Linked DNA regions of Homo sapiens: region 1 is linked to region 2. Evidence: read pairs that join two places in POLR2A ChIA-PET (ENCODE). Cell type or tissue: Caco-2. All regions are shown on one strand. Each heading gives the region's core, and the rest is flanking DNA. Links, peaks and the distances in the headings are about the cores only. Region 1 overlaps FMNL1-DT (FMNL1 divergent transcript). Region 2 overlaps MAP3K14 (mitogen-activated protein kinase kinase kinase 14).

Region 1 (11,875 bases), core at 3,299-8,298, 76 kb before region 2:
GCCTCCCAAGAGCTGGGATTACAGGTGCATGCCACCATGCCTGGCTAATTTTTGTGTTTCTAGTAGATTGGGTTTCACGATGTTGACCAGGCTGGTCTCGAACTCCTGACCTCAAGCAATCTGCCAGCCTTGACCTCCCAAATGGCTGGGATTACAGGCATGAGCCACCAAGTCAGGCCTTTATATCATCTTCTTTTTTTACCTACATATCAACTCCATGAGGAAGGTATTGCTGTTAACCCTGTTTTACAGATGGGAAACTGAACTTAAAGTTAGGGAACTTCAAGGCCACATAGTGAGGGCTAGTGCAGAACCTCCAGGCTTTACTGTCCCTATTGCTGTGGTCTGTGCCATCTGGTAGTGGTGGAGGGGGTCCCACGAAGACAAATTACTGGAAGCCGATGACACAAATACAGTAACTGGGATATTATTCGAGGTGCACTGGGGGCCCCAAAGCCGAATGAGATGAATTCCACTGCACGGGCTGGAAGGAGTCACAGAGAAGGCCTGGATTGAACTGAATCTTTGGACAAATTTAGAGTGATAGTACCCATCTCTGATGGTCCTAGTGAGGATTTAAGGTGCTTTAAGCATTAGGTAAAGCTCCTGGTACTCGCACATAGCGGGTGCTCAGTGAAGGGCTGTTGAAGGAATTAGTGAACGCATGTAGGATCGGGAGACCTATGCACAGTTATGGTCTTTCCTGGAGCCAGGGGATGGACAAAATGACCTCTCTAGGCCTCTTTCGTCCTGAGTTTGAGTAGGTCAGGGGAAAGCCTAGGGTAAAGGGCCAGCTCCACTAGCCCAGGCAGGGAATGACTCCCCCTGCCCAGCCCCTATGACTAAGGGGCTGTGAGAGCAACTCCTTTCTAGACAAGGAAGAAATAATGTCACAGGGCATTGTCTGCGCTGCTCCCCAGCACCCTGTTACCCCTTCTCCAGCTCTACCCTGAGCTCTGGATCCAGCAGAAGGAACTGAAGTCTAGGACCCACAACCCCCAGAAAAAGGCCCAGGCAGGGGGATGGGCTGGGGAGGTGTGTGTTTGTTTTGAAAGCCTGTAGAGGAGGAGGAGGAGGGGGAGGAGAGGGAGATGGGGTGGAGGAGAGTAGGAGGTGGAGGAGAGGAGGAGGAGGAGGAGGAGAGGGAGATGGGGTGGAGGAGAGGGGTAGGATTAATTTGCAGCTTAGATTTTAGGGCCAAGGATTGAAGCCTCTTCCTGCACTCCTCCCCTCCTCCACTTGGCATTATCCCAAGGAGTTGCCTTGGGGCTTCCGTGATGGCGACGGGAATGCGGGGAAGTTGAGGGCCTGGGAGCCCGAGGCCAGATGGAGGCAAAGAGGAGTGAGGCTGCTCACAGACCCTGGTGGGCTGGGTTCTGGAAGAAAACCATGGGCTGACCAGCTCCAGGGCCTGGCTGAGCCTCAGCCAGGTTCTGCCAGAGCTGGCTCAACAGCGGCACCTGCCGGCTGGGGCCCTCTCTGCGGGGAAGGGCTCCTCCACCGCCCTGGGAGCCCCGCGGGTGAGTCGCTCCTGGCCTGGCTCTGTGGCCTCCCCAGAGGTCAGATCAGGAAATGTTGCGAGCCGAGGAATGTTCTGAAGCGGAGGGCCTCTGCCCTTCTGGCCTCCACCTGTGCCCCTAACACTACCCTGTTCACCCAGGACACTAACCGAGGGCCAGGGCTGGGGGAAAAAGAGTAGGATGAAGGCCACTCACTTTAGGGAGGTTCCTGGTTTGGGTAGTTATTATTATTATTATTTTTTAATTTGGAAATACTTTAAAGCTTACAGAAGAGCTTCAAGAATGATACAAAGATTCTTCCTCCCTTACCTAGATTTATCAGTTGATAACATTTTGCCCCATTTGCTTTCTTTCTCTCTTTGTATATACAGTAGATAAAAACGTAGTTTTAGTTGGTTGAACGTGGGGGACAAGAAAATGAAAAATAAAAAATTAACAAAACAACATAGTTTTAGGCCAGCAGCAGTGGCCCATGCCTGTAATCCCGGTACTTTGGGAAGCCAAGGCAGGATAATCACTTAAGCCCAGAAGTTTGAGACCAGCCTGGGCAACATAGTGAGACCTCGTCTCTGCAAAAAAATAAACAAAATTAGCCAGCTGTGGTGATGTGTAACTGTAGTCCCAGCTACTCAAGAGGCTGAGGTGGGAGGGTCGCTTGAGCCAGCGAGATTGAGGCTGCAGTGAGCCATGATTGCGCCACTGCACTCCAGCCTGGGCGACAGAGCGTGGCCTTGTCTCAAAAAACAAAAAACAAAAAAACAATAAAAGCATAGTTTTTTTTTGGTATATTAACTGAACTGAAAGTGGCAGCCATCATGCCCCTTTGCCCCCAAATACTTCAGTGGGTATTACCTAAGAACAAGGATATTTTCTCGCATCACCACAGTTCAGTGAAATTTAACATCAATACAATAATTTACTGTCTATATTCCAATTTTTATCAATAAGGATCCTTTAGAATATTTTTTCCCTGTAGTATAAGATCCAGATCAGGATCACACATTGCATTTAATTGGCTTCCTCTTCTCCTTTTTTTTTGAGACAATGTCTCACTGTGTCACCCAGCCTGGAGTGCAGTGGCGTGATATTGGCTCACTGCAGCCTCTACTTCCTGGGCTCAACAGATCCTCTCACCTCAGCCTCCTGAGTAGCTGGGACTACAGCGTGCCAGCACACCTGACTAATATTTCTTTTCTTCTTTTAGAAATGAGGTCTCGGCCAGGTGCGGTGGCTCACGCCTGTAATCCCAGCACTGTGGGAGGCCGAGGCAGGCAGATCACGAGGTCAGAAGATCGAGACCATCCTGGCTAACACAGTGAAACCCCGTCTCCACTAAAAATACAAAAAATTAGGCAGGCGCCTGTAGTCCTAGCTACTCGGAAGGCTGAGGCAGGAGAATAGCATGAACCCGGGAGGTGGAGCTTGCAGTGAGCTGAGATCACGCAACTGAACTCCAGCCTGGGTGACAGAGCGTGATTCCGTCTCAAAAAAAAAAAAAAAGAAAAAGAAAAAAAAGAAATGAGGTCTCACTATGTTGCCCAGGCTGATCTACCCACCTCGGCCTCCCAAAGTGCTGGGATTACAGGCGTGAACCACTGTGTCCGGCCATTTTTCTTCTTCTTCTTCTTTTTTTTTTTTTTGAGACGGACTCTTGCTCTGTCGCCAGGCTGGAGTGCAGTGGCGCGATCTTGGCTCACTGCAACCTCCGCCTCTTGGGTTCAAGCAATTCTCCTGCCTCAACCTCTGGAGTAGCTGGGATTACAGGCACTTGCCACCATGCCCAGCTAATTTTTGTATTTTTAGTAGAGATGGGGTTTCATCGTGTTGGCCATGATGGTCTCGATCTCCTGACCTCGTGATCTGCCCACCTCGGCCTCCCAAAATACTGAGATTACAGGCATGAGCCACCACGCCCAGCCATTTTTCTATTTTTTGTAGAGACAGGGGTCTCCCTATGTTGCTCAGGCTGGTCTTGAACTCCTGGGCTCAAGCAATCCTCCTGCCTCAGCCCCCAAAGTGCTTGCTGGGATTTCAGGCATGAGCCACCACACCCAGATATTTAGGCTTCTTTATTTTTTATTTATTTTTATTTTTTGAGACTGAGTTTTGCTCTTATTGCCCAGGCTGGAGTGCAGTGGTGCGATATCGGCTCAACTGGGTTCAAGTGATTCTCCTGCCTCAGCCACCTGAGTAGCTGGGATTACAGGTGCACGCCACCACACCCAGCTAATTTTTGTACTTTTAGTAGAGATGGGGTTTTGGCATATTGGCCAGGCTGGTCTCGAATTTCTGGCTTCAGGCCATCTGCCCATCTCAGCCTCCCAAAGTGTTGGGATTACAGGTGTGAGCCACCATGCTGGCCTAGGCTTCTTTAATCTGGGGCAATTCCTCATCTTTTTCATCTTTCATGACATTTTTTCAGAGTAGGACTCCCCCACACATTTTTCCTTTTAATCGAATGCACCTTATTTGAGGTTTGTCTGGTATTTCCTTATGGATAGATTCAGGCTATGTCTCCCTGGTGCAAATATAAGCAATATTATATTGTTTGGGTGGAGTTCTCTCCACTTTAAGGGATTCATGGAACTTCTGAACCTCTGAGGTTGATTAACCCCTGAGTTGTCTGTCAAAAAAATCAGATTTTCAAAACAAGTTAAGAAGGACATCATGAATTATGCGTGTGTCTTCACTCTGCTGATGGCTGGCTTAGGCTCTGCATTCTCTCTCTCCCTCTTCCCCTCCCGCTACCGAACTTGCCCTTGAAATTTCAGCAGCTGCTGTTGAAAGCATTCTTTTTGAAGGCCACTAGGGACCCCTAATTGCCCAACTCAGTCGCTTTCATAGTCTTCATCCTCTTGACCTCTTCTCAGGGCAACGGACTGGCTCACCCGCCCTTCTCCCTAAAACCACAGAAGGCCGCGCTTGGCTGTCCCAGTCTCTGCCCATTTCCTTCAACAAAAATGACAGAATGCCGGCTGCTCTGGGAGGTACAGAGGTGGATCCACTGTGGAGCCAGCTTTGCAGGTGGTGGCTTGTCAGGAAAATTCTGCAGGTCCTGGTCTTTTTTTCTTTTCTTTTCTTTCTTTTTTTTTTTTTTTTTTGAGACTGAGTCTCACTCTATTGCCCAGGCTGGAGTGCAGTGGCATGATCTCGGCTCACCGTGACCTCCGCCTCCCGGATTCAAGTGATCCTCTTGCCTGAGCCTCCCAGGTAGCTGGGATTACAGGCGCCCACCACCACGCCCAGCTTATTATTGTATTTTTAGTAGAGACAGAGTTTCACCATGTTGGCCAGGCTGGTCTCCAGAACTCCTGACCTCAGCTGATCTAGCCGCCTTGGCCTCCCAAAGTGCTGGGATTACAGGCATGAGCCACCACACCCGGCCTGGTCCTGGTATTTCTTGTATACTCCCCACACCCCAGTGAAGATGTTCTCTCAGCTTTTGTCCTCAGATGGGGTGCCTGGAATTGGTCTTTCCCCTGGAGGAGCCCCACCTTCTAGTGGTTTCAACTTTGCCTCTCCTTCAACAACCCAGGAGGGCAGCCCTGAGTCTCTGACCCTGACTCAGTGGATGTCCAGGCAGAATTATGTCAGGAATGGATCTGGGCTTAGTGTTTCTTCCTCAGCAGCCCCTAGGGCAAACAGACCTCCCCTCATACTCCTTTCCCAGGCCGTGAGCTCTTTTTAGGCAGGTTGGGGTCTAATTCTTCTCTATCCCTCGGCACTGGGCATGCAGTTGGCCCTCCATCAATATTTATGGAATAATGGCCAGGCGCAGTGGCTCATGCCTATAATCCCAGCACTTTGGGAGGCTGAGGCGGGAGGATTACTTGAGGTCAGGAGTTCAAGACCAGCCTGGTCAACATGGCAAAACCCAGTCTCTACTAAAAATACAAAAATTAGCTCGGTGTGGTGGCGCATGCCTGTAATTCCAGCTACTTGGGAGACTGAGGTAGGAGAATCATTTGAACCTGGGAGGCGGAGGTTGCAGTGAGCCGAGATTGGGTCATTGCATTCCAGCCTGGGTGACACAATGAGACTCTGTCTCGAAAAAAAAAAAAAAGTTATGCAATAATGAGCAAAGAGGTTCAGGGCTTGCCTAAGGCTTGGCCTTGCTCTTGGCTTTCATCACAGGGACCTACATGTTGGCTGGCTGTTGGGAGGGAGAGCTTTGGAAACTGGCTGTCCCTGGTACAGGGGAAACAGTGAAGAAAGCTGGGTCCCAATTTCTGGGTTATTGTCTCGGCTCTGCCATTTTCTTTTTCTTTTTTCCCCCCAGTTATTGTTTCCTGTTTTTTCTTTTTCTTTTTTTTTTATTTTTTGAGACGGACTCTCGCTCTGTCACCCAGGCTGGAGTGCAGTGGCACAATCTCGGCTCACTGCAAGCTCCGCCTCCTGGGTTCACGCCATTCTCCCGCCTCAGCCTCCCGAGTAGCTGGGACTACAGGTACCCGCCACCACGCCCGGCTAATTTTGTTTTTGTATTTTTAGTATAGACAGGGTTTCACCATGTTAGCCAGAATGGTCTCGATCTCCTGACCTCGTGATCCTCCCGCCTTGGCCTCCCAAAGTGCTGGGATTACAGGTGTGAGCCACGGTGCCTGGCCTGTTTTGTTTTGTTTTTGTTTTTGTTTTTTTAGATGGAGTCTCACTGTGTCACCCAGGCTGGAGTGCAGTGGCACAATCTCGGCTCACTGCAACCTCTGCCTCCTGGGTTCAAGTGATTCCCCTGCCTCAGCCTCCCAAGTAGCTGGGATTACAGGCACCTGCCACCACGCCCAGCTAATTTTTGTATTTTTAGTAGAGACGAGGTTTCACCATGTTGGCCAGGCTCATCTCAAACTCCTGACCTCAGTTGATCCACCCACCTCGGCCTCCCAAAGTGCTGGGATTACAGGCGTGAGCCACTGCGCCCAGCCCGTTCCTTTTATAAATTATTTCAGTAGGCTTTTGGGGAGCAGGTGGTGTTTGGTTACATGGATAAGTTCTTCAGTGGTGATTTCTGAGATTTTGGTGCATCCACCACCCAAGCTTGTACACTGTACCCAGTGTGTAGTCTTTTATCCCTCGCCCCCGCTCCCAATCTTCCCCTAGAGTCCCCAAAGTCCATTGTTCATTCTTATGCCTTTGTGTTCTCTTATACGTGAGAACATATGTTTGATTTTCCATTCCTGAGTTACTTCACTTAGAATAATGGTCTCCAATTCTATCCAGGTTGCTGCAAAGGCCATGATTTTGTTTCTCTTTTTTTTTTTTTTTTTGAGACAGAGTTTCGCTCTTGTTGCCCAGGCTAGAGTGCAATGATACAATCTCAGTTCACAGCAACCTCTGCCTCCCGGGTTCAAGTGATTCTCCTGCCTCAACCTCCCGAGTAGCTGGGATTACAGGCATGTGCCACCACGCCCAGCTAATTTTGTATTTTTAGTAGAGATGGGGTTTCTCCATGTTGGTCAGGCTGACCTCGAACTCCTGACCTCAGGTGATCCGCCCGCCTTGGCCTCCGAAAGTGCTGGGATTACAGGCATGAGCCTGTATATATGACATTTTCTTTACCCACTCATTGATTGATGGGCATTTGGGCTAGTTCCATATTTTTGCAATTGTGCAATTGTGAATTGTGCTGCTATAAACATGAGTGTGCAAGTCTCTTTTTCATATAATGACTTCTTTCCCTCTGGGTAGATACCCAGTAGTGGGATTGCTGGATCAAATGGTAGATCTACTTTTAGTTCTTTAAGGAATCTCCTGGCCCGGTGCGGTGGCTCATGCCTATAATCCCAGCACTTTGGGAGGCCCAGGTGGGCAGATCACGAGCTCAGGAGATCGAGACCATCCTGGCTAACACGGTGAAACCCCATCTCTACTAAAAATACAAAAAATTAGCCAGGCATGGTGGCAGGCGCCTGTAGTCCCAGTTACTTGGGAGGCTGAGGCAGGAGAATGGCATGAACCTGGGAGGCGGAGCTTGCAGTGAGCTGAGATTGCGCCACTGCACTCCAGCCTGGGTGACAGTTCAAGACTCCATCTCAAAAAAAAAAAAAAAAAAAAGGAATCTCCATACTGCTTTCCATAGTGGTTATACTAGTTTACATTCCCACCAGCATCATAAAAGTGTTCTCTTTTTACTACATCCATGCCTACATCTATTATTTTTTGATTTTTAAATTATGGCCATTCTTGCAGGAGTAAGGTGGTATCGCACTGTGGTTTTGATTTGCATTTCCCTGATAACTAGTGATGCTGAACATTTTTTCATATGTTTGTCGGCCATTTGTATATACTCTTTTGAGAATTGTCTATCTATTCATGTCCTTAGCCCACTTTTTGATGGGATTGTTTGTTTGTTTTTTTTCTTGCTGATTTGTTTGAGTTCCTTGCAGATTTGGGATATTAGTCCTTTGTCAGATGCATAGTTTGTGAAGATTTTCTGCCACTCTGTGGGTTGTCTATTTACTCTGCTGATTATTTCTTTTGCTGTGCAGAAGCTTTTTAGTTTAATTAAGTCCCGTCTATTTATCTTTGTTTTTGTTGCATTTGCCTTTGGGCTCTTGGTCATGATGTCTTTGCTGAAGCCAGTGTTTAGAAGGGTTTTTCAAATGTTATCTTCTAGAATTTTTATGGTTTCAAGTCTTAGATTTAAGTGTTTGATCCATCTTGAGCTGATTTTTATGTAAGGTGAGAGATAAGAATCCAGTTTCATTCTTCTACATGTGGCTTGCCAATTATCCCAGCCACCATTTGTTGAATAAGGTGTCTTTTCCCCACTTTATGTTTTTGTTTGAGTTGTTAAAGATCAGTTGGCTGTAAGTATTTGGATTTATTTCTTGGTTTTCTATTCTGTTCCATTGGTCTATGTGCCTGTTTTTATACAAGTACCATGCTGTTTTGGTGACTATGGCCTTATAATATAGTCTGAAGTTAGGTAATGTGATGCCTCCAGATTGGTTCTTTTTGATTAGCATTGCTTTGGCTATGCAGGCTCTTTTTTGGTTCCATGTGCATTTTTTTTTTCAGATGGATTTTTTTTTTTCTGTCGCCAGGCTGGTGTGCAGTGGCACAATCTCGGCTCACTGCAACCTCCGCCTCCCAGGTTCAAGTGATTCTCCTACCTCAGACTCCTGAGTAGCTGGGACTACAGGCACGCGCCACCATGCCTGGCTAATTTTTGCATTTTTAGTAGAGACAGGGTTTCACTGTGTTGGCCAGGATGGTCTCAATCTCTTGACCTTGTGATCTGCCCACCTCTGCCTCCCAAAGTGCTGGGATTACAGGTGTTAGCTACCATAGCCAGCCCCACATGAATTTTAGGATTGTCTTTTCTAGTTCTGTGAAGAATGATGATGGTATTTTGATGGGAATTGCCTTAGAGTTTTGAATTTCTTTTGGCAGTATGGTCATTTTCACAATATTGATTCTAACCATCCATGAGCATGGGATATGTTTCCATTTGTTTGTGTCTATGATTTATTTCAGCAGTGTTTTGTAGTTTTCCTTATGGAGGTCTTTCACCTCCTTGGTTAGGTATACTCCTAAGTATTTTATTATTATTTTTTGCAGCTATTGTAAAAAAGGTTAGATTCTTGATTCTCAGTTTGGTCATTGTTGATATACAGCAGTGCTACTGATTTGTGCAGATTGATTTTGTATCCTGAAACTTTACTAAATTTGTTTATAAAATCTGGGAGCTTTATGGATGAATCTTTAGAGTTTTTCTAGGTATATGACCATATGATTGGTGAACAGCGACGGTTTGACTTCCTCTTTACCAATATGGATGCCTTTTATTTCTTTTTTTTTTTTTTTGAGATGGGGTCTTGCTGTCTCCCAGGCTGGAGTGCAGTGGCGCAATCTCGGCTCACTGCAAGCTACCCCCCGGCTGGGTTCATGCCATTCTCCTGCTTCAGCCTCCCGAGTAGCTGGGACTACAGGCGCCTGCCACCACGCCCGGCTTATATATATATATATATATATATATATATATATATATATAGTATTTTTAGTAGAGATGGGGTTTCACCGTGTTCACCAGGATGGTCTTGATCTTCTGACCTTGTGATCCGCCCGCCTCGGCCTCCCAAAATGCTGGGATTACAGGTGTGAGCCACTGCGCCTGGCCTGGATGTCCTTTATTTCTTTCTCTTGTCTGATTGCTCTAGGTAGGACTCTGCCATTTTCTTGACCTTGGATATGTCACTAAGCCTCTCAGCGCCCCAGTCTCCGCATCTTAATGAAATAATGGGACTAGTAACACCAACCTAAATGTATTGCCACAAGGATGAAACTAACAAGACCCTTTCACAGGCCCAGTGCCTGGTGTTCAGCGGGTCTTCGATAATTGTTCCTTCTGTTAGCATTCATTAAACACCTACTGTGTACCAGATGCCAGGTTGTGCTCCCCTAGCCCCAAGAATGGACCTAGGTTTTCTAGGTGGCCCCCTTAGTCCACTCTCTCCTCTTAGCTCAGCAGCTCTGGGCAGCTGTGAGTCCCAGTCTATTTGGCTGCAGATTGGATGGGACCTCACCTGCCCTAGTTTGTTTGTTTGCTTTTTTAAGATGGAGTCTCGCTCTGTCGCCCAGGCTGGAGCACAGTGGCATGATCTTGGCTCACTGCAACCTCCACCTCCCTGGTTCCAGTGATTCACCTGCCTCAACCTCCCGAGTAGCTGGGATTATAGGCACCTGCCACCACTTCTGGCTAATTTTTTATTTTTAGTAGAGGTGGGGTTTCACTATTTTGGCCAGGCTGGTCTTGAACTACTGACCTCAAATGATCCACCTGCCTCAGCCTCCCAAAATGCTGGGATTACAGGCATGAGTCACCACACCTAGCCTGTTTATTTTTTGAGACAATTTCTCACTCTGTCACCCAGGCTGGAGTGCAGTGGTTTGATCACGGCTGACTGCAGCCTTGAGCTCCTAGGCTCAAGCGATATTCCCACCTCAGCCTCTTGAGTAGCTGGGACAACAGGCACACACCACCATGCCTTGCTAATTTTTTAGTTTCTATAGAGACAGGGTCTCACTATGTTGCCCAGGCTCATCTTGAACTCCTGGTCTCAAGTGATTCTCCGCCTTGGGCTCCCAAAGCAGTAGGATTACAGGCAGGAGCCACTGCAGCCGGTCCCCATCTGCCCTACTTTTTGTAAGACTTAGGGCCTTGAAAGAAATGACTACATTTTCCTCTTCTGGCTGGGTTGTCAGAGCTGTTTCAGACAGACTGACAGACCAGTAAAGGTGACAGCTGTGGTTTGTAGCCTCTCAGGTCAGTCAGACACAGCCAGAGTGAGAGAAGTGACCAAATGTCTCCTTGGCAGACCGTTTCGAAGATTAAGACACTTAATCTAAGATTAAGATTTGGAGGCTAAGTGTGGTGGCTCATGTCTGTAATCCTAGCACTTTGGAGGCTGAGGTGGGAGGATCACTTGAGGCCCAGGAGTTGGAGACCAGCCTAGGCAGCACAGGGAGAATCTGTTTCTACAAATAATTAAAAAAAAAAAAAATTAGCTGCGCATGGTGGTGCACGCCTGTAGTCCCAGCAACTCAGGAGGCTGTGGTAGGAGGATTGCCTAAACCCAGGAGGTGGAGTCTGTAGTGAGCCATGATTTTGTCACTGCACTCCAGCCTGGGCAATGGAGCAAGACTTTGCCTCAAAATAAATAAATAAATAGGCCAGGTGCAGTGGCTCACACCTGTAATCCCAGCACTTTGGGAGGCCGAGGCGGGTGGATCACGAGGTCAGGAGATTGAGACCATCCTGGCTAACACGGTGAAATCCCGTCTCTACTAAAAATACAAAAAAAAAAAATACAAAAAAAATTTTTTGAGACACTCCATCTCAAATAAATAAATAAATAAAATAAGTAAAAATATAAACATTTGTTGTTAACCAAGAAACTCCTCCTGGCCTCCCTCAGCTGTCCCCTCAGAGGCACCATGAAAAGCAAGAGGGCTAACGTGGGTTTGAATCCTGGCTCTGCCACTTTATAAGTGGGTGACTTGAGTTACTTCATCATTAGCAGCCTCAGTGGCCACTAATGTAAAATGAAACTAGAATAATCTCCAGTTCACAGGGTTTCTGTTTGTATCTCATCCTTTGGATTCTCTCTTCCCAGACTCAGTGATCACTCTCAAACTCAGCCCTTGAATTTTTGTTTTTTTTGAGACAGGGTCTGGCTCTGTTGGCCAGGCAGTGCAGTGGCACAATCATGGCTCACTTCACCCTCTACTTGCCTGGCTCAAGCAATCCTCCTGCCTTAGCCTCCTCAGTAGCTGGGACTACAGGTGTGCACCACTACACCTGGCTAATTTTTAAACTTTTTTTTTTTTTTTTTTGAGATGGAGTGTCACTCTGTCAC
Region 2 (8,130 bases), core at 3,131-8,130:
TAAAAGTTAAAAAGAATCAGAAAAGATACATTTTTTTTTGTAACAAGAAAAAGCCCACTACAGTTATTTTAAAAGGGCTTAAAACAACACGGGTGGAGGTCAAGTGTCCACATTCAATTTACATCTTCAGAATTGCCAACATAGTCCTTTAACAACACACAATCATATACTTCCAAAGATTCTTTTTCCGTTGGTCAAAATGAAATCATTTTATCCTTAAGGCTATACATGAAAAACGCAGGGCACAAAATTGTGTTATAATGGCCCTAACTAGGCACAGGGAAAACAACAGCCTGGAAGGAGTTATTTAAAATATTCATGATTCGGCCGGGCACGGAGGCTCATGCCTGTAATTCCAGCACTTTGGGAGGCTGAGTGGGGCGGATCACCTAAGGTCTGGAGTTTGAGACTGGCCTGGCCAATATGGCAAAACCCCGTCCCTACTAAAAATACAAAAATTAGCTGGGCATGGTGGAAGGCGCCTGTAATCCCAGCTACTCAGGAGGCTGAGGCAGGAGAATTACTTGAACCCGGGAGGAGGAGGTTGCAGTGAGCTGAGATTGTGCCACTGCACTCCAGCCTGGGTGACAGAGTGAGACTCTGTCTCAATGAAAACAACAAAAAAATTTGTGATTCTCTCTCTGGGTAAGAGACATGGTGAGAATTCTGTTCTCTGCCTCTTTTATATGCTTAACTCTATACTTCACAGTGGGCATGGATTATTTCAATAATCAGAGGAGTTAAAGAAAGATATTTCACTGACTTTAGAGCCCAGGCCCCTTGGTCAGCCTGCCCACTGTGCTTCCAGCCAACCGTGCTCAGAGGCGCAGGAGAGCTGGGGTCACAGGCTGGCAGTGCACTCCCCTGCAAAGGCCAGACAAGAGGTAGGAGCCACGGGGACTCCAAGGCAGAAGGCCTGGGACCTACGGAGAGTCAACCAGCCTTTCCCTTCTCTTCCCTGTGTACAGGAGCATCGACAATGAGCACCTGACATCTATTATCACATTTACGCGTAACAAAGAAACCCCTGATAATCATCCAGGCTGGTTGCGGGGCTTAAACACACAGGTGGACCTAAGTGTTCACACCTCAATTCCCATTCTGGAAAGCATGGAAGGCATTTGGCGAATGAATGCATTGGGGGGCACGGCAGTTGGTGGGGGGCCTTACCTGTGAGCAAGGACTTTCCCAGGCCATCAGGTTGAAGACACACAGCATGGCCAAAGTCACAGAGGGCTGCGTGGCTCCCATCGCTGGACAGGAGCACGTTGTCAGCTGCCAGGCCGCCCCGGGGAGGAAGAGGAACAGGTGAGTCATGCCGGGTCCCAGCCCACCCTGGCTCGGTTTGGCCTGCCCTCCAGTGATGTAATTTTCTGGCTGACCCTACGTGGCAGCTGCTGCTTCTGATTAGTTTCATTAATCGTGGAGGAAGGGAGGAGGGTATCAATTCAGGCTAGAGGTAGGCAGGATCTCTGAGGGCAAAGGGACAGGAGCAGGGTTTACTCGGGAACGCTGCCACTCTGCTCGCCTGCGCCGACCCCATACCAGGGGTCACCAGTGGGTGGGAGCTTGACCTTCGGTTCTCTGTGGCCACCGTCTACCAGAAACTACAGTGCTTGGCTAAGGGGTTGGAGAACATCATTCCCCTTCCTACAGGCACAGTCCTGTCAGCCTGACTCAGGGCCTGCTACTGGGGATGACCAGGCTAGCCCAGAACTGAGAGGAGATCAGACAGGATGGTGTGAGAGAAGAGCCTGCTGGGGATCAGGGCCGTGGGGCCTGGGCCTTACCTTTGACGTCCCCATGCAGAATCCTTCGTGAGTGGAGGTATTCCAGACCCTCCAGGGCCTGGCCCAGGTAGTACAGGGCCCGGTCCTCTGGGAGACAGCCCTGCTCCTTGACCAGCTGGCCCAGGGAGCCACCTAGGAGACCAAAGGCCAGGCTATACATGGGACTTGCCCGAGCCTCCATGCCAGCCAAGGGCAAGAGCACAGGGCAGGCAGTGGAAAGCAGGGTCACAGGGTCAAGAGGTTAACAATGGATAGATCAGTGACCAAGGCCAACTTGGGCAAGACTCAGGGGGGAACTCTTGGCCCTGAATTTGGAGAAAGAGTGGGACCTGGCTCCTTACCTTCCAGCAGCTCCATGAAGATGTTGACCCAAGGCCCTTCTCTCACAGCTCCATACAAAGGGACAATTCTGGGTGAGGTCAATCCTGCACATGCCATCAGCTCCTCTGCCCGAAATACTTCCAGCCGCACCTGCAAGGGCCCAGAGGCAGCTGTTAAGACAGGGTGAGGGGACCAGAGCTGGGTCCCTGGCATCCTGTCAGCACCCTAGTGCTCCACACACAGAGGCTGCTGCTGTTTCCAGTGGTGATGCAGGGGCCTGGGGGGCCTGCTGGACCCTCAGAGGCTAAATTGTGTATCCCGTGCCCTTGGTATCAGGAGCAACTTCTTGTACTTAATTAAAGTTCTGGAGTGCTGCCTGTGTGCAAAAACAGCCACATAAAAACTACATCCGCACCGGGCGCAGTGGCTCATGCCTATAATCCCAGCACTTTGGGAGGCCGAGGCGGGTGGATCACGAGGTCAGGAGATCGAGACCATCCTGGCTAACACAGTGAAACCCCGTCTCTACTAAAAAATACAAAAAAATTAGCTGGGCGTGGCGGCGGGTGCCTGTAGTCCCAGCTACTCGGGAGGCTGAGGCAGGAGAATGGCGTGAACCCAGGAGGCGGAGCTTGCAGTGAGCTGAGATTGCGCCAGTGCACTCCAGCCTGGGCAACAAAGTGAGACTCCGTCTCAAAAAAAAAAAATTAAAAAAACAAAACAAAACACTACATTCCAGCCGGGCGCGGTGGCTCATGGCTGTAATCTCAGCACTTTGGGAGGCTGAGGCGGGTGGATCAAGGAGATCGAGGTCGGGAGATCAAGACCATCTTGGCCAACATGGCGAAACCCTGTCTCTACTAAAAATACAAAAATTAGCTGGGTGTGGTGGCACGTGGCTGTAATCCCAGCTACTTGGGAGGCTGAGGCAGGAGAATCACTTGAACCTGGGAGTCGGAGGTTGCAATGAGCCAAGGTCGCAATAAGCCGAGGTCGCACCACTGCGCTCCAGTCTGGCGACAGAGTGAGACTCCATCTCAAAAAAAAAAAACAAAAAAAAACCCACAAAAAAACAAACAAAAAAACAAAAAACCCCCTACATTCGTCATCCTGGCTGCTGGCACGCTGTCCGCCCTCAAATCTGCCAAACGCAGAACATTTTTTCCTCCAGCTAAATTTCTGGGCAATTTCTAGGATGTGGGACCTTTTGCTTATCAACATCCATGTCTACTCTCAGAAGCTGGGTTTTTGACTTATCTGACTGTCAAGAACCAAGATTTGGACTCCATCGGGTGCATTTTTTTTTCTTTTCTTTTCTTTTTTTTTTTTTTTTTTGAGACAGAGGTCTTGCTCTGTCGCCCAGGCTGGAGTACAGTGACGTGATCTCTATTCATTGCAACCTCTGCCTCCCGGGTTCAAGCAATTCTCCTGCCTCAGCCTCCCGAGTAGCTGGGACTACAAGTGTGCGCCACCAGGCCCAGATAATTTTTGTATTTTTTAGTAGAGACGGGGTTTCACCATGCTGGCCAGGCTGGTCTCAAACTCCTAACCTTGTGATTTGCCTGCGTTGGCCTCCCAAAGTGCTAGGATTACAGGCGTGAGCCACCATGCCCGGCCTCAACACTTTTCTTTCCCGGAGGACTAAAACATCCACATAGACAGAGCAGTGTTTATTCTGTTTGCAGCTGTCTCCCAGCATCTGGGAACTTAAGGAGGCTTCTGAGGAGGCTTCTGGGGAGTGGCCAAGGCCACTCCCACTGCCAAATGGCAGGTCCGGGATCATCCACTCCTTTCTGCAGGGACCAGCAACTTGGTGGGAGGAAATAGGCCTTGGATATAAACATCTTGGGCTTAGATCCTGGCTCCGCCTTTTAAAACAAGGCAGCAGACTTCCCATCCACATATTTCCACATGCAAACAGCAGGGACGGTGGTATCTGCTCCTGGGTAGAGCAAGGATTTGGAAGGATGGTAACTGACACCAGGCCTGGCAACCAGTGGGCACTCAGGAAGTGCTAGCTCCCCAATTCCTCCAGCTCACATCAGAGAAGCTGATACTTAGACTGACTTAGACCTTTTTTTTTTTTGAGACAGAGTCTCGCTGTGTCGCCCAGGCTGGAGTGCAGTGGCGCAATCTCAGCTAATTACAACCTCCGCCTCCTGGGTTCAAGCAATTCTCCTGCCTCAGCCTCCCCAGTAGCTGGGATTACAGGCACCTGCCACTATGCACAGCTAATTTTTCATATTTTTAGTAGAGGCAGGGTTTCACCATGTTGGTCAGGCTGGTCTTAAACTCCTGACCTCAGGTGATCCGCCTACCTTGGCCTCCCAAAGTGCTGGGATTACAGGCGTGAGCCACTGTGCCCGGCCTCTTAGACTTCTTTTTTTTTTTTTTTTTTTTTTTGAGACAGAGTCTCGCTCTGTCACCAGGCTGGAGTGCAGTGGTGTGATATCTCAGCTCACTGCAACCTCCGCCTCCTGGGTTCAAGCGATTCTTGTGCCTCAGCCTCCTGAGTAGCTGGGATTACAGGCACGTGCCACCACATCCAGCTAATTTTTGTATTTTTAGTAGAGACAGAGTTTCACCACGTTGGCCAGGCTGGTCTTGAACTCCTGGCCTCATGATCCGCCCACCTCAGCCTCCCAAAGTGCTGGGATTACAGGCGTGAGCCACTGCGCACGGCCTCTTAGGCTTCTTCTTCTTTTTTTTAATTTTATTTATTATTATACTTTAAGTTTTAGGGTACATGTGCACAATGTGCAGGTTTGTTACATATGTATACATGTGCCATGTTGGTGTGCTGCACCCATTAACTTGTCATTTAGCATTAGGTATATCTCCTAATGCTATTCCTCCCCCCTCCCCGCTTAGTAGACTTGTCCTCCTTCCTAGCTGCTGATGGTTCTCAAGTAAGCCTTGAGTAGCATCGCCAGGGGGCGCTGGCAGTAACAGAACCAGCTTGGAAGCGATCTTCACAGACTTGCTGACTTGGCAAACAGCCCTGACACTGTGGGGTTTTTGGACTTTTGCCTATCAGTGGAAAATGTCGCCCTTCTGGTTCCCTAATATCTGGTTTGGTTAATCACCTCCCATGAACTTTGACTCTGCCAGTGTTTCCAGCTCTAAAAAGCCTCTGAACCTGAGTTGGAACTAATTCAACAACAGGACTTGTTAGCAAATGTCTTCAGCCTAACCACCCCCAAACTGAGCTGAGGCACCCCGGGGCACTGCAGATAACTCAGAAGGGCGCCAAATGGATATCTGACATTTGAGGGAAACGGCCACCGCAGTATCTGCAGGACACCGCGTGAACTACTCGCTCGAGACAGTTCAGCTTCAAAGTACGATCACGCACGTGACATTCCCTTTGATAATGTATCTCTATGAAGCTATGTTTTTGCAGGTCACTGTGATTAAAAGTACTTCAAGGAGAAAATGTGGGATATGAAGGTGGTGGTGTCCTATCTGATTTCAAGGGTTGAGATGTGCAACAAGGCATACATCCCGTTAATAATCTGGCGGTTTGGAAATGGAAGGACCCTTTTTCTTTCAACTTATGTCACGCTTTTCAAATGGCTACTAAGTTGTTAGGATAAAGACTTATTATTCGACCTCACTGCTTCATAAACAGAACTGTTGGGTATTTGTTTTGGCCTGGGTTGCCCTGAAACAATGACTGAGATATTAACAGGGCTGTGATCCAAAAGAGTTGGGGAAACTTGGCTTTAACTTTGCAGAAATCTGTAAGTCCTCTTAGAGTGTCCCGTCCATGCTAAAAATATTTCCAACCACCCAGACCAAAGAGGTGGGAGGAGATACTTCAAAATACAAGGTGCTTTAGAAGTCGGTGCCAGAGGAGAAAGCAGCCCAGCCTTCCAGGCCAAGCTGGCTGCCCGTCTGGCCACCCCTCCTCTCTGAACTTCCGTGTTCCTCATCCGTAAAATGAGGGGGCTGGACTGCGATGAGGATATTCATGAGAACTAAGATCTAATGCCCACTTATCATTTCCCAGGCACCGGTAAAGCCCTTTCTAAGCATTAGTTATTCAGATCTTACAATAGCCTGTAAGCTGGTGGGATCATTATCCCCATTTTATAGATGAAGAAGCTGAAGCCTGGGCAAGTAATTTGCCCAAGGTCACTGGGTATAAGAGATCACAGCAGCGCTTTTACTCGGGCAAGCCTGACTCCAGAGCTGCCAGCTACTCTGCCTCCTGAAGGCCTTTCCATGCTGAACTTTTTTTTTTTTTTTTTGAGACAAGGTCTCCCTTGGTTGGCCAGGCTGGAGTGCAGTGGCACAATCACAGCTCACTGCAGCCTCGACCTTCCCGGGCTCAAGCGATCCTCCCATCTCAGCCTCCCAAGTAGCTGAGACTATAGGTGCCATGCCCAGCTAATTTTTGTAGAGATGGGGTTTCGCCATATTGCCCAGGCTAGTCTTGAACTCCTAGGCTCAAGTGATTCTCCCACCTCGGCCTCCAACATGTTGAGATTACAAGTGTGAGCCACTGTGCCTGGCATCCATGCTAATGTTTTAAAATACACTTAGGACTGAGCATCCCCAGGTGGAAGCACTGTCAGCAATGAGCCTACTGCCTGATACAGAAGCCACTTCCTTCCCCTCAATTGCCTGCACACTGAACACTGGGGATCACTTTTTCCTCCTTGAACTTCCCTCTTGTTTTCTTTGGTATTCTTTTTTTTGAAACGGAGTTTCGCTCTTGTTGCCCGGGCTGGAGTGCAATGGCGTGATCTCGGCTCACCGCAACCTCCGCCTCCTGGGTTCAAGCGATTCTCCTGCTTCAGCCTCCTGAGTAGCTGAGATTACAGGCATGCGCCACCACGCCCGGCTTTTTGTATTTTTAATAGAGATGGGGTTTCTCCATGTTGGTCAGGCTGGTCTCGAACTCCCGACCTCAGGTGATTCACCCGCCTCGGCCTCTCAAAGTGCTGGGATTACAGGCGTGAGCCACCACACCCAGCCTTCTTTGGTATTCTTTTTTTTTTTGAGACGGAGTCTCATTCTGTCGCCCAGGCTGGAGTGCAGTGGCATGATCTTGGCTCACTGCAACCTCTGCCTCCCAGGTTCAAGCGATTCTCCTGCCTCGGCCTCCCGAGTAGCTGGTGGCGCCATCATGCCTGGCTAATTTTTTGGTATTTTTAGTAGATACGGGGTTTCACTGTGTTAGCCAGGATGGTCTCGCTCTCCTGACCTCATGATCTGCCCACCTCGGCCTCCCAAAGTGCTGGGATTACAGACGTGAGCCACCGCACCCAGCCTCTTCTTTGGTATTCTTATCTGTTTTATTCCATCAATAAAAAAAGGCGTAAGAGCAATTCTATAAATTCTTTTGAAGATTCCAGGAATGTAAACTATGTGAAAGGGGCTACCACAGTACTGTGCACAGATGTCCAATGAATATTAGAGGGTCCCGCCTTATTTTCTCACCTCTATCGAGGTATTTTCCTCTGATCCTTGTGCTATTTTCCTTCTAAACACGTGTCCAGGACTGAAGGCTGCTCACCTTTACCCCAATATAAATGTCTATCCCCCATTACAACTCGGGTTCCTTCAGGTCAGGCCTGTGGATTTCACATCTCTGTCCCCAGCCCCTGCACATTGTCTGGCACAGAGCAGGTGTTTGGTGACAGCTGGGTTGACTTGGCCAGGGCCACATTATCCCAGATCAGCAGCAGAGCCAAAGCAAAGCTCCCAGAACTCCACACTTGAGCCAGATGTTCTAAAAGGAGTGATTCTTAACCCTTTTTGGGCTACAGACCCCTATGAGGATCTGGGAAATGATATGAATTATTCTTTAAAAATGTGTGATTGCCCATACATGCAACACAGAAACACTTTTTTTTTTTTTTTTTTTTTTGAGACAGAGTCTTGCTCTGTCGCCCAGGCTGGACTGCAGTGGCATGATCTTGGCTCACCGCAACCTCCGCCTCCTGGGTTCAAGCGATTCTCCTGCTTCAGCCTCCTGAGTAGCTGAGATTACAGGCATGCGCCACCACGC

Evidence for each region. Peaks named below come from ENCODE experiments on the same cell type or tissue, not always from the same donor. Only the 100,000 strongest peaks of a DNase experiment are listed, where the experiment ranks them.
Region 1: POLR2A ChIA-PET joins it to region 2 with 6 read pairs; 12 of 35 experiments call an interaction of 5 or more read pairs at or near these places.

The regions. Positions count from the first base shown.
Region 1 is chr17:45,196,514-45,208,388 of GRCh38, forward strand. The region is part of intron 2 of FMNL1-DT (FMNL1 divergent transcript); the gene reads right to left. Among named protein-coding and RNA genes, the nearest start is that of FMNL1-DT, 19 kb to the right of the region's middle. RefSeq lists silencers at 6,050-6,234, 7,122-7,383. In Caco-2, for the core only: no CTCF peak of the experiment used is centred there; a DNase peak (open chromatin) is centred at 5,580.
Region 2 is chr17:45,272,333-45,280,462 of GRCh38, forward strand. MAP3K14 (mitogen-activated protein kinase kinase kinase 14) reads right to left here. Exons shown (of 16, transcript NM_003954.5): 7 at 2,132-2,261; 8 at 1,791-1,922; 9 at 1,171-1,275. Among named protein-coding and RNA genes, the nearest start is that of SPATA32, 14 kb to the left of the region's middle. RefSeq lists an enhancer at 661-1,635. In Caco-2, for the core only: a CTCF peak has its summit at 5,050 (motif pointing right); a DNase peak (open chromatin) is centred at 5,069.